Regions from separate parts of the Homo sapiens genome. Here all the other regions are linked to region 2. The links are chromatin contacts, found by Hi-C or POLR2A ChIA-PET in ENCODE. All regions are on one chromosome and are shown on one strand. The core of a region is the stretch at or near the end of the contact, and the rest is flanking DNA. Distances in the headings are between cores, read along the strand shown.

The links. A loop is a pair of places that touch in the nucleus more often than their neighbours do. ChIA-PET counts read pairs that join two places held with the same protein, here RNA polymerase II (POLR2A). Pooled maps may share reads with other maps.
Region 1: a map of ascending aorta shows a loop between it and region 2 (7-fold over the local background). The contact joins the enhancer-like site here to the promoter of FCHSD2 in region 2. A Hi-C loop is called at or near these places in 38 of 168 maps with a recorded cell type or tissue (B cell, CD8-positive, alpha-beta T cell, IMR-90 and 23 more), 9 of 37 single-sample maps with no recorded cell type and 32 of 50 pooled maps. POLR2A ChIA-PET finds 5 or more read pairs at or near these places in 16 of 52 experiments (A673, AG04450, CD4-positive, alpha-beta T cell and 12 more).
Region 3: a map of heart right ventricle shows a loop between it and region 2 (2.6-fold over the local background). The contact joins the enhancer-like site here to the promoter of FCHSD2 in region 2. A Hi-C loop is called at or near these places in 7 of 168 maps with a recorded cell type or tissue (cardiac septum, dorsolateral prefrontal cortex, endothelial cell of umbilical vein and 2 more) and 9 of 50 pooled maps. POLR2A ChIA-PET finds 5 or more read pairs at or near these places in 7 of 52 experiments (A673, AG04450, BJ and 4 more).

What each region holds. Positions count from the first base shown.
Region 1 is chr11:72,832,383-72,836,856 of GRCh38, reverse strand. FCHSD2 (FCH and double SH3 domains 2) reads left to right here. Exons shown (of 20, transcript NM_014824.3): 20 at 1-112. It also overlaps a transcript of ATG16L2 not described here. Among named protein-coding and RNA genes, the nearest start is that of ATG16L2, 20 kb to the right of the region's middle. Within about 2 kb of position 1,841, at least 18 of the 41 ENCODE cell types and tissues checked have a DNase peak (open chromatin) inside an H3K27ac peak, as active enhancers do; they include ascending aorta, heart left ventricle, heart right ventricle and 3 more, where a contact is called at or near this core.
Region 2 is chr11:73,139,690-73,144,109 of GRCh38, reverse strand. It overlaps FCHSD2 (FCH and double SH3 domains 2), which reads left to right and starts at 1,792. Exons shown (of 20, transcript NM_014824.3): 1 at 1,792-2,253; 2 at 3,982-4,079. The coding sequence starts at 2,233. RefSeq lists enhancers at 644-783, 864-973, 2,844-3,073, 2,573-3,194, 3,294-3,343 and 1 more and silencers at 1,204-1,583, 1,744-2,123, 2,524-2,663.
Region 3 is chr11:72,854,367-72,858,441 of GRCh38, reverse strand. All of the region lies in intron 13 of FCHSD2 (FCH and double SH3 domains 2), which reads left to right. Among named protein-coding and RNA genes, the nearest start is that of ATG16L2, 42 kb to the right of the region's middle. Within about 2 kb of position 2,178, at least 6 of the 41 ENCODE cell types and tissues checked have a DNase peak (open chromatin) inside an H3K27ac peak, as active enhancers do; they include endothelial cell of umbilical vein, heart left ventricle and heart right ventricle, where a contact is called at or near this core.

The sequences.
Region 1 (4,474 bases), core at 592-3,091, 310 kb after region 2:
ACAGGTCAGGGCTCGGAGGGAGCCTCTGTGCAGATGTGCTTTCTTTACAGTGGCTGTAAAAAGTTTGTATTTATTATGTATAAAATGTTGAATAATAAAAAAAATGGAATTATGTTTTCTAAGTTTTAATATAGAAAGGTTTGGGTAAACAGACCTTTCCAAAAGGCCCATGCTTCTTATAAAAACATTCCTGGGCCCTCCTTTAAACCAGCTAACAGACAGAGAGAGGAGAAAGTAAATTAATCCATCTATGAGACAGACAGTCCCTGAAGCCCCCATGTGCTAGGTGTAATATCCTGGGTACTAGAGATGGCAGTAAATAGGTTACGGTCTTTGCTTTTCCCATGGGAAAAAAAAGAAATACGTGAGGACAGTACTGTGGGACATGTGCTAGAAGGGAGGGGCAGATAGCATAGAGGCAGCTGAGGAGGGAGCTCTGATTCTGCTGCTGGAGGGGTGAGAGGAAGGTCACTGAAGTCCCCTTGCCGGATGTGACCACTGGCTTCCAGGAAGCGGGCATTCTGGATGCCTCTCCCCTTTCCTAAACCTCCACCCTAAGGAGTAATGAATTGTGTGAAAGGAGATTTTCTCGGTCCCAGGGGTGGATGGAGCATTCTTAGTCAAAGGCTGAGTCCCCCTGGCTTCCAGCCAGCCACACTGAGGACCAGGACACAGCCTGTTTGGGGAAGGGCCCCACAAGCTCTCCTCTTTCCTGGAGCTGGGGACATGCAGTAAGCATTTTTCCAGACATTATCCTGTGCATAAGACTCTTAAGTGTACACACTGCTTGTTTACATAAAAATGTGTTCAGCCGGGCGCAGTGGCTCATGCCTGTAATCCCAGCACTTTGGGAGGCCGAGGCGGGCAGATCACTTGAGGTCAGGAGTTTGAGACCAGCCTGACCAACATGGAGAAACCCAGTCTCTACCGAAAATACAAAATTGGCTGGGCATGGTAGCTCATGCCTGTAATCCCAGTTACTCTGGAGGCTGAGGCAGGAGAATCGCTTGAACCTGCGAGGCAGAGGTTGCGGTGAGCTGAGATTGTGCCATTACACTCCAGTCTGGGGAACAAGAGTGAAACTCTGTCTCAAAAAAAAAAAAAAAAAATATGTTCCAGTATAAATGTTGGGTAGATTCCTAAGTGTGGAATTTGAGGGTCAAAAAGGTATGTATTTAATTTTGTTAGATTTTGCCAAATTGGCTTCCTATAAGGACTATATCCATTTACACTCCCACCAACCGCATATGGACTTAGGAGCCAGGAGGTCTGGGTTAAATCCTGGCTCTGCCACTTGACAGCCATGGGGACTGAGCCTGTGTCCTCATCTGGAACCTGAGAATAAGACTGTGGTTCCAGGAAGGCCATATAAAGTGTGCCACAGGCTGGTCACCACGAACTCTTCTCACCACCACCTCTCCTCACCACCACCTCTCCTCACCACCACCTCTCCTGCCTTTTCTCACCACCACCTCTCCTGCCTCTTCTCAGTGTCCTTCCCTCCAGAACTAGGGTCCTTGATAGTCTTCCAGGCCCATAGTAACGCACAGAGTTGTCATAAGGCCCAAGGGAAAGAATGTGTGTGAAGTGCTCTACCAAAAATGTGGGAAGGGCTGTCAGGACACGAAATGTCATTTCCGTCTTCTGACTTCCCTGCCAGTGAAAGCTGCTTTCGGTACTGGAGGTTCCGTCTGTGACCAAGGGCAAAGCTCAGCTAACTGCCTCACCCCAGCGTCATAGCTAAATTTTGGTCTCCTTCATCACAGGAACTGACTTGATGCATGATGCAATCAACCCACAGGTTCTCAGTACACCACCTAGATCCCCTTCCTCTCTGACCCACCACCCCAGCCACATTCACAAGCCAGAGACCCAGTGGGAGGGCATCATCTGGCCTTAGCCCTGCCACTGCTTGATGGAAGACCTTTCCCTCTTAGCTGCCACATCCTCAATTGTAAAGGAATGGAATGATGGCTGGGCACGGTGGCTTACGCCTGTAATCCCAGCACTTTGGGAGGCCAAGGCTGGTGGATCACCTGAGATCAGGAGTTTGAGACCAGCCTGACCAACATAATGGAAACCCCGTCTCTTACTAAAAATACAAAAATTAGCCAGGTGTGGTGGTGGGTACCTGTAATCCCAGCTACTCGGGAGACTGAGGCAGGAGAATTGCTTGAACCCAGGAGGCAGAGGTTGCGGTGAGCCAAGATCATGCCACTGCACTCCAGACTGGGTGACAGAGCAAGACTCTGTCTCCAAAAAAAAAAAAAAGGAATGGAATGAGGTTATCTCCCAGGGCTTATCTAACTCTCATGCCCTGGATGAGTTGTTTCTAGATACAGAGAACATCACACAAAAAAGGTCACAATATTTGAAACCAGACTTACTAAGACACAGACTTCTTTGGATGGCAAGAAATTGAAAAGAAAGCAAGCCACTGGACTCTCCCGCTGGGACCTGGGACAAAACAAACCTTTATCCTCTAGATTGCAACTGCATCCCAGGCTGCTCTATCCACTCACTGCCTGAAGAACCCAGCTGCAGCTTTTGGTTTTGTGGCCAATGACTGCCCAGCCCTCTCCCAGTGGCCTTAGGATGAAATCCAGCTGCTCTGAATCTTCGCATTTATTTTGTTCATCGTGAAGTTGTTTTTCATGACAGAAATATAACTAAATTACAGAAATTTTAGGTTAGAAGGGGGAGGATTGTAATTTATCCCCAAATCCTGCAACTTTTAAGTTTCCTCCTAGACTCTTCCTGTGTTTGCCTTGTTACTGCTTGATCTGCCAAGAACCAAATGAATGCCAAAGAGCATCTTGTTCCTAGACTATTTTCCCTCGGTCCCAGAGGCCAAAAAACACACTTTTGCTGTGTCTGTTTCTGAGAGCTCTGGTCTGGGAATATTTTCCTGAAAAAAAAAAAAATTTTTTTTTTTGAGACGGAGTTTCGCTCGTCACCCAGGCTGGAGTGTGATGGCACTATGTCAGCTCACTGCAACCTCTGCCTCCTGGGTTCAAGCGATTCTCCTGCCTCAGCCTCTCAAGTAGCTGGGATTACAGGCATGTGCCACCACACCCGGCTAATTTTTTTGTATTTTTAGTAGAAACGGGGTTTCACCATGTTGGCCAGGCTGGTCTCAAACTCCTGACCTCAGGTGATCCACCTGCCCCAGCCTCCAAAAGTGCTGGGATTACAGGCATGAGCCACCTCGCCCGGCCTTTCCTAGAATGTTTTATGCTGAAACATTGACAGAAATGAACCCAGGGACAGGGCTCACAGCCCTTCTACACTGCGCATAGAACTCACTCTTCACCACTTGCTCCTGTGAGGAACAGAAAAGAGCACAGCCAAAGGAAATGTATTCCAGTCCCCAGGCCACCTCAGATTAGCTGTGACTTGAGGCTCATCCCTTCACCTTCTGGACCCTGCTTTCCTCATCTGTAAAGTAGGAACAAGCAGATAGTGCAACTTCTAAGATCCAGGAGGATGAAATAGGGTAATGTACAGATAAGCTGAAAATGTTTGTGATGAGTGAATGTGTCTCCAGTGGAAGAGCCTGTATCCAGGCATGGATATGTCTGAATCTCACAGATGGGTCCACGTCTGATGGTGTCAGATCTCTCCAGAAACCACCTCTATTCAATTCAGCAAATGTGCTGCCCCAGGTAGTGTTCAGGTCTCTGGAGCCTTGTCACTGAGGGGCTTGCATCTGGTGGGAGACACTCAGCGCAACAGCAGACTGAAGCCAGGGACTGAGAGATGACCAAGGGGCAGTAGGAGCACAGGATAGGGGCATCTGTCATTTCTCCCTCCCTGGGGTCTCAGGCTCACTAAGGCCTGAGATTGGGCAGGGCAGGCAGAGGCCATGGTCCTCATGCCTACAGAACAGCTCTGCAGAAGAGCCATGTCACTTTTGGGGAGGCTTGGGGCAGGAAGTTTCACAGGTGGGGATATGAGCGCCTGGAAGTCACTGTGACCTGCCCAAGATCTCCCAGGAAGACAGAACTGGAGAACCTAGAACTAGGCCTCCAGAAGCCCTGGCCAGCCCCTTTGCAGAATCTGAATCCAGTTTTTAGAAAAGCAGGAATCAGAGGTCTGGGTTCTTATCCCAGCTCTGCTCTGTGACCCGAAGGAGCTGCCCCATCTCTGGGTCTCAGTTTTTATACCCATGAGTGCGGGCCACTCCAGATTTGACCTAGGCACCCGAATTCAGGCAGGCAGCCCCTGAGCACCAGAGTTCTGAAAACCTGGGCAGTGACTGCTGAGAGCCTGGAGGAGCTGTCAACATCTATTTTCACCTCTCTGCTGAACGGGACTGAAGAGGCTGGAGGGAGGAACAGCCTTCCCGCTGACATGCCCCTCTGAACTCCTCTGCTCAGTCTGTGAGCTCCTCTTCCTCCTGCCTACCTCATTCCCGGGAACTCCTTGGCCTGTTTCTGGCCTTACAGACTTGTTCCTCCAGGAAGCACCCCCT
Region 2 (4,420 bases), core at 543-3,042:
AAGTGAATTGACTAGCTCAACGCTTCACAATAAATTGGTGGTGGAGCTGAGACTGGAGCCCAGCCTACGCTACCTATGGCCTGGGCTCTAGCTGCCACCCCGCAGCTGTCAGGGCCCTGGGCCTCCATCCACCTGTCCCCTTGCCCCAGGCCTTCCCTGATTTGATTAAGGATTCTGGTGAAGGGCTAACTTTTGAAGCCAGAAAAAGCAAGACTAGTCTCCTAGTTCATACACAGCTCTAGATTAATCTTATTCAAAACACAGCTCTGTCACTTTTCTGTACAAGAATCTAGTCTAACTCAATGTAAACAACCTGGGTTGAAGTTCCACCTTTTCAATTTCTGGTCATGTGGTCATCTGGGAAGTTACTCGTCTATCCAGGCCTCATTCACCTTCCTCTTAGGCCTGACTGCACTTCTGAGAACAGCTGTCTGGGATCTCAACTTCTGAAAAAACGGTGGAGTAATCCAGCTCAGCCTCCACACAGCCCCGTGACTCAAAAAAAAAAAAAAAACCTCCCTGGGCATGGGGAAGAGGTATTCCTCTTCTGAGGACCCCAAGGGAGGTCGATAAACTCCCCCGTAGATGGTCTGAACAGAGCAGGAAGGTTCATGTGTGGTGGTGGGGTGCACTGCTTAGATAAGCACCCTCACTGGCAGATAAGGAAGCCGAGCTCACCTAGCCTGTTAAGGAGCAGGCAAAGTGGACTGGCACCCAGAGATCCTGACTCCCAGACAAGGGCTTCCTCTATGGCCTCTCCTGCCTCTTCTACTTTTCCTCGTGCTTATTATCCTGCACCTGTTTCTTTTTTAAAATAACCCATAGAACACTTCCTGACGCAGATTCTAGTCCTGCTGTGTAACCTTTAGAAAGGCTTCCCTCTATGGGCACTTGCCTCCCCGTCTGTGAAACGGGGGCCTCGGCCTTAACGTTCTCTTGGCTCCCTCTCAGCGGAGTCAGTGATGTTTGACTTGAATGCCCTGCAGTAGAGTGCCGCCGTTTCCTTTGCAGAGCAACTGCCTTTCCGCCCTACAATCGCAATGGCCTGGCACCTGCGGCCAGCCGCAAAGCGACTTGTCCTTGCTCGCCTCTCTCGCGCACATCTAGCTGGTAGGGAGAGTAGGGTGTTGAGGGGCTGAGAGGAAGAAAACGCCGGAATTCTCGTATCCCACAGGCATGCTGCGCCCCCCTCCCCACTGCAAACGTTTCCCTGCGAGCGTCGTCCCCCGCGCCCCCCGACACACACACACACACACACACACACACACACACACACACACACACACACACACACACACGCAAAGGCAGGCAGGAGGCGGGGGCGGCCTGTGCGCGTGCGTCGGCGCGGAGCCCTCTCCCGCCCACGTGCGCGCCCCCGAGCGGAGACGCGCGCGCCGGGGCGAGCTGGCGGGAAAGCGCGCGGGAAGCCCCCGGCTGGCTCCCAGCGTGGGGGAGGGAGGGCAGGAGGCGTCTGGAACGTGCCACTCTCGGAGAGAAAGGGGGGATTTTCGCGTGGCGCTGGCGTTTCTACACCTCCCACCCACCGACCAATCCGTTAGCTTCCCCCTTCCCCTGCCGCGGTACGAAGCCCCGTGCCGTGGCCTAGCTCCCTCCTGGCAGCCCGGACCGGCCCCTCGAACCCCGCTCTGGACAGAGCGGTTCCCTCAGCATCCGGAGCGGGGCGCTGCGCCGCGCGGCGAGGCCGGAAATTCCCGCGGCCTGAGTGGTGGAGCCCTAGCGGGGAGAGCGGCGCCACCTTCCTCCTCCCGGGCGGGCGGGGGCGTTAGGCCCAGCGAGGGCCGGGCCGCCTGAGTGGGTGGGGTGGGGGCCGCTGCGTCCGCCGGGAGCGGCGGCGCAGGCGGCCGACCGGGAGCGCGGACAACGCGGCTGCGGCTAACCCGCCGCCCGGCCGGCTGAGACCCTCGCGCCCCTGCTCCTGGGGCCCCCGCCCCCTCGCCGTCTCCGCCTCCTTCCTCACACACCCCCGGGCCGCCCGGGCCGCCCGGGCCCCAAGCCTTCCCGGTGCTCCTCCCTCGTCTCCTCACACTCGCTCTCTGGCTGGGGTCCGCCTGCCGCCCGCTGGCCTGCTCCCTCCGGGGCAAGTCTTGCTTCTTAAGCGCTCCTTTCACACACGCGCGCGCTCGCTGGGCCGTCCCCTCCTCTCCGGCCCTCCTCCTCCTCCTGGTCCTTGCTAACGCTGCCGTCGGGGAGGATTGATGTCCCTTCAGCATCATGCAGCCGCCGCCGAGGAAGGTAAGGGCGCAGCTGGGGGGCTTTGGGGTTCGGAGAGATGCGTACGCGGAACGCGGCTGGGGCGACCGCTGCGCCCCTTCCCCCTCCCGCAAGGGGCCGTGACCGCCCTCGTCTTGGGCTTGTCACCGACTTGCCGCCGGCTCCAGGTGGGGGGCGCGCGTGTGAGTTGCCTTTCCGACAGAGGGGCCGCCGGGGCTCGTCCGTCCTCTAACGCAGGAGACCCCCAGACATTTCACAAGAGTTTCGGGTGTGCATTTGTGTGTGTGCGCGCGCATGGCAATGCTGCCCGCTGCAAAGTGCATTCTCGGGGCTGCACCGAGGGGGAGGCGGGGACGCCCCTGCAGCTTTGCAGAGCCTTGTGCGTGTGTGATTGTTTAGTCTGCACCAGCTTTGAGCCCTCCAGCCGCTTGTCGCCAGCCCCGCCCGTTTGCAAATTTGCGGGGGATTTGTTTCTAGCCTAGCCTTAGGGTTTGGCCTGCTTTTCCCACGGGGCGGCCGAAAAGAAGTTGGAATAGTCACCGCCTCCCCACCCCAAGGGAAAACAAATTAAGGATTGACGGGTCCTGCCTCGTCCCCGGCTGAGGGGCGAGGAGGCTGTCGTGCTGTCTTCAGAAAAGCGAGGACCGGGCCCGGGAGGTGCGTGGGGTGTGCACTGCGATCCGGGGTTGGATGACCAGGGTGGGAGTGACGGATGCACCCGGCTTGTCATCAGTCTCCCCGCTGCGCCCTTCCCCAGCTTTCCCAGGGGCCGAGGCTGTGTCCTTGTCTTTTTAATCCTACAGATGGATACTGAATGTCTACTCTGGGCACTGGGTGGATGAGGCCGTTCTGTCCTCCCCTCGTGGGCAAACATTTGCCTAACGCCTAACTCACCCGTGTCTGCTGCCGCTGCTTTCTCTCTTTCCTAATCCGGGTTTCTCCATTTAAGTGAGTCCTTTTCTTTCGAACATGTACCCCCACCCCTCCGGGTGGTCCCACTGCTGAGGCCGAGATTCCAGACTGACCGTTAACTTCGAACCCTGGGGCCCCGGCCTGGCGGGCGAGGCTCTCTGGCCAGCAGGCATTTGCTGTTCTCCGCTGTTTGAAGTGGAGCCTCCACGGGGATCGGCTTCCCGGGGTAGTTTAAAAGCACTGCATATGCTGGAAGGTCACTTTTGCTTTCTCCTTTGTGAGAAAGAGATTGTGATTTGATGCGCTGTCAGCAAGTCGAGGGCATCATTCTGAGACAGTGTGCTTTTTCGCAGCCATTATGGAGTAATTTATGTAGTCGATTCAGGCATATTATCATGATTGTGTAAATATTGGTCATTGGGTATCAGGCACTCTTAGGCTCCCAGCCCCCATCCACACTCTGCTCACCTCTCCTGGTGGTTAATGTCTTTGAATCTTTTTTAGAAATAGAAGACAGGCTCTTTTAAAACTGTAGGAAGACCTAGACGTGGATTGAGCTTGTGCATGAAATGGAATGACTGGCAGTTTATTTTGCACGTCTTTAGTTTGTAATATTTATAGTCGTGTATTTTCATTTAACCTCTGTTCAGGCTATTTGGCTTTAATTTTTCATTAAATAAGTATCTTCAATAAATAAAACTAGATGGCGAATATTGGATTTATGGCCTTCAGGGGAGAGGCGAGCAAGAGACATATTCTGACAGATGTATTTTCCTGAAGCAATTTTTTTGGGTTAAATTTGTAAAAAGACCTTCATAAATATATGGTATATTTTAGGTGAAAGTTACACAAGAACTGAAAAACATTCAAGTTGAGCAGATGACAAAACTTCAAGCCAAACATCAAGCAGAATGTGATTTGCTTGAAGATATGAGGTAAGGCTATAGTAAATAGTTCAAGGACTTCTGTTTGTCTGTTTCAAAGAACCTTTGAGTTACCAAGCCCCAGGAACTGATGATGGAATTTCCTTTTGGATTTCCTGCTTTAAGGCTGTTAGAACTTTGACTCAGCTGGAAATTAGAACTGGAACTAACACAATACAAACTTTTTCCTTCAGTGGGGGACCTATAATGCACACATAGTATTCAGAAAAAACAAGGACCTTAAAAGTCTTACTAGTCAAATTATAATAATTAAAGATTCTTGTTTAAATAATCTTTCCACGGAATTGTAACAATCATTTTATTGACCTTAACGGTTTTACACAGTTAGATTT
Region 3 (4,075 bases), core at 929-3,428, 290 kb after region 2:
TTTATGGCTGCATAGTATTCCATGGTGTATATGTACCACATTTTCTTTATCCAGTCTACCATTGATGGGCATTTAGGTTTATTTCATTTCTTTGCTATTGTGAATAGTGCTGCAATGAACATGCATGTGCATGTGTCTTTATAATAGAATGATTTATATTCCTTTGGTTAACATCATCTTTGATAACTTACTCATGTTGTATTTGGAGTGATGTCCACTGTGATTACTTCTCTGTCCAGTGGAGTTGAGAGATTCTATTAGTAAATATTGAGGAGCTGTCTTCCTCTGTATTAGGTATTACCAGATTCTTTATCTGGATTCTCCCTTCCTCGTAAAAACAAAAGCTAATGCTTTATTAAGTACCTCCTATGCACCAAACATGTGTTAGGGGTTTTAAATATTTTACTTCATTTAATCTTTATGCTAACCCTGTGAAGAAGTAACTGTCTTCATTAGAGAGACGAGGTCATTGAAATTGAGGAGTTAATTTGCCCAAGGTCACACAACAAGTAAGTGACATAGTCAACATTCAAACCCAAGTTGGCCAGACCCCAAGACCCTGCTTTCTACCTCATGATTGTGCCATGAAGCTGAGCCCCTCAGAGGTGTTTTTAATGAGTACAAGAAGATGGCTCCCAAAACCAACTCAAAAAGATCATCTTTCCTGCCTCTGCAATAAGAGTAAGCATTTTGGCCGGGCGCGGTGGCTCATGCCTGTAATCCAAGCACTTTGGAAGGCCGAGGCAGGTGGATCATCTGAGGTCACGAGTTCAAGACCAGCCTGGCCAACATAGTGAAACCCCCGTCTCTACTAAAAAAAAAAAAAAATACAAAAATTAGCTGGGCATGGTGGCACACACCTGTAGTCCCAGCTACTCCGGAGGCTGAGGCAGGAGAATCGCTTGAACCCAAGAGGCAGAGGTTGCAATGAGCCGAGATCACACCATTGCACTCCAGCCTGGGCGACAAGAGTGAAACTCCATCTCAAAAAAAAAAAAAAAAAAAAGGAGTAAGCATTTTACAACATCTAAGAAAGGGTAAACGTTAGTATGGCTAGAAAGAATAGTTTTGATTGAAGTTCTGTCAAGTGACAAGAAGAAAAGGAGAGAGCAGTCCTTAAGAGACAGAGGAAGCATGTGATTTTAGAAATGCTGGGTCAAGAAAACAGTGTAACAGTTCAGTTAAGAGAGTGGAAGAGGAAAAAGGAAGAAATTATTCTGAGATGACATGCTTTGGAAAGCAGCTAGAGCAATGCAGAAGCATATGACAGTGACCGCTATTGCTGGCACTGCAGCCTTCTTACTGCCTTCCATGGGAATCCAAAAATCAACTCCAAATAAAGGAGGAAAAAAGGAATGTTTAGTATCAACCGGGTTGCCAAGATAAAATGTTTTGGATTGATTCCCAGTGTCAAAGCACAGTACATGTATATTTTTGGAAACTTGTTCTACCCACATTTTTATAAATGTATGGGTGTTGTGTTTTGTTTTGATTTTTGTAATACCCACTGTTTTTTTAAATGCCTGTAAACTTTCCTAGAATATGAAGGCAATGTCTTCTAAGTATATATAATACATTTCAAGTTAATTTTATGGCAATTTCTAGCATGATTCTTTTATGTGGCACAATGCCCTGTTGGAAAACAATAGAATCATAAGTCTGTGATTCTGAATATTATGCTCCTAACTAGTGAGTGGCAAAAGACTCAGTATCATGTGAGACTGTTTTGCCACCGAACTGACTGATGATAGATGAATAATTTGTAAGAGATAGCACAGGATTTCCTCACTCAGCTGTGGAGAATTTTCAGTAAAGTTATCAATGAGAATATTTCAGCAGCTTTGAAATGGTGGCAATAAATATGTCAGGAAAAATATATAATTTATTATTCTGGAACTCTCCACAATTCTGTGTAATCTTTTCCCTTTTATTTTTATTTGACACATAATATTTATACATATTTATGGGATACAGAAGGACATTTTGATACATGTATACAGTGCTATAGAATTGTATTAGGCAAACAGTGGTTAAGAGGAGAGTCAGTTTTAAAACTTCAGTGATAATTACTCAAGAGAAAGCCATTTAATTCATGAAAAAGTAGAACTTGACAGCTAGGCAGCCTGTACTTTTGGACTCATCATATCCTGACTTCTCTCCAGTGGCCTCTTCCGCATTCCCAGGGCCATGCACTTGGCCTCTCCTTTTAGTATCCTTCACTCTAGATTGTGAACCACTGGAAGGAGACACTGTGTCCTTCGTTTTCTATCCATCAAAGAGGCTAGCGTAGTTTTCTACATACAGTAGATATTTGATACTTTAATTAATTAATGTAATGGCTCTCCTATGAAGGCCAATCCTGCCTGTCCATTCTTTGTAACCTTAAATGTGTAAACATTGGTGCTTTTGTATGTTTGAATATGGGAAAAAGCAGCCAAATAAGTGCTTGGGTGTAGCGGGCAAGAAACAAATATTTGAGGCTGTTTGTCTCTTCTTTATTAGGTTTTTAATTTAAAAAGTAAAACGTGCATATTCTAATAGTTCAAAGAGTATAGATGTATATAAAAAGCAAGTCAGTCATTTCCTCTATTCTCCAGTCTTTATTCTTCTCATTCTGCCTTCCCCTGTCAGATACGTATGCTCATATAAATATTATTTATATTCACTATATCACGGACAGTGCTCTAGGTAAGTGCCTGTGGATCTAACTCATTTTTTACACTCAATGCCATTTCAATTAATAAATGCCTTTTAGCTATGATGGGTAATATACCTTGAAACTGGGTTAAAAAATTATTCTCCTTGTGTTACATTTCAGAAGAGAGTGTGCTTTTCACGTTTGTTCGTGTGTATGGTAAAATATACAAATTTACCACTTTAAGTGTAAGTTTAGTGGCATTAAGTACATTCACATCATTGTGGAACCATCCCCACCATCCATCCATCTCCAGAACTCTTTTTTTTTTGAGATGGAGTCTCACTCTGTCACCCAGGCTGGAGTACAGTGGCATGATCTTGGCTCACTGCAACCTCCGCCTCCCGGGTTCAAGTGATTCTCCTGCCTCAGCCTCCTGAGCAGCTGGGATTACAGGCACCTGCCACCACACCCAGCAACTTTTTGGTCTTTTTTGTTTGTTTGTTTGTTTGTTTGTTTGTTTGTTTTTGAGACGGAGTTTTGCTCTTGTTGCCCAGGCAAGCTGGAGTACAATGGCACGATCTCAGCTCACAGCAACCTCCGCCTCCCAGGTTCAAGCGATTCTCCTGACTCAGCCTCCTGAGTAGCTGGGGTTATAGGCATGCGCCACCACACCCGGCTAATTTTGTATTTTTAGTAGAGACAGGGTTTCTCCATGTTGGTCAGACTGGTTTCGAACTCCCGACCTCAGGTGAACTGCCTGCCTCGGCCTCCCAAAGTGCAGGGATTACAGGTGTGAGCCACCGTGCCTGGCCTAATTTTTGTATTTTTAGTAGAGATAGGGTTTCACCATGTTGGCCAGGCTGGTCTCGAACTCCTGACCTTACGTGATCTGCCTGCCTCGGCCTCCCAAAGTGCTGGGATTACAGGCATGAGCCACCGTGCCTGGCCCATTTCTAGTATTCTTTTCATCTAGCAAAAGTAAAACTTTCTGGCCATTAAGCAATAACTCCCCATCATGCAGCCTCTGACAATCACCATTCTGCTTTCTGTCTCTATGAATTTGACTACTCTGCATACCTCAAATAAGTAGAATCAGAGTATTTTATCTTTTTGTGACTGGGTTATTCCACTTAGCATAATGGCCTCAAAGATCACCCATGTCATATGTAGCATGTGTCAAAATTTCCCTCCTTTTTAAGACTGAATAAACTGGGCATGGTGGCATGTTCCTGTAGTCCCGGCTACTCGGGGGGCTGAAGTAGGAGGATCCCTTGCATCCAGGAGTTCAAAGCTGCAATGAGCTATGATCGCACCATTGCACTCCAGCTTGGGCAGCAGAGCGAGACCCTGTCTCTAACCAGATAGACAGATAGGTAGACAGACAGAGAATAATATTCCATCGTATGTATGTATACCACATTTTTATTTGGTTTGTGG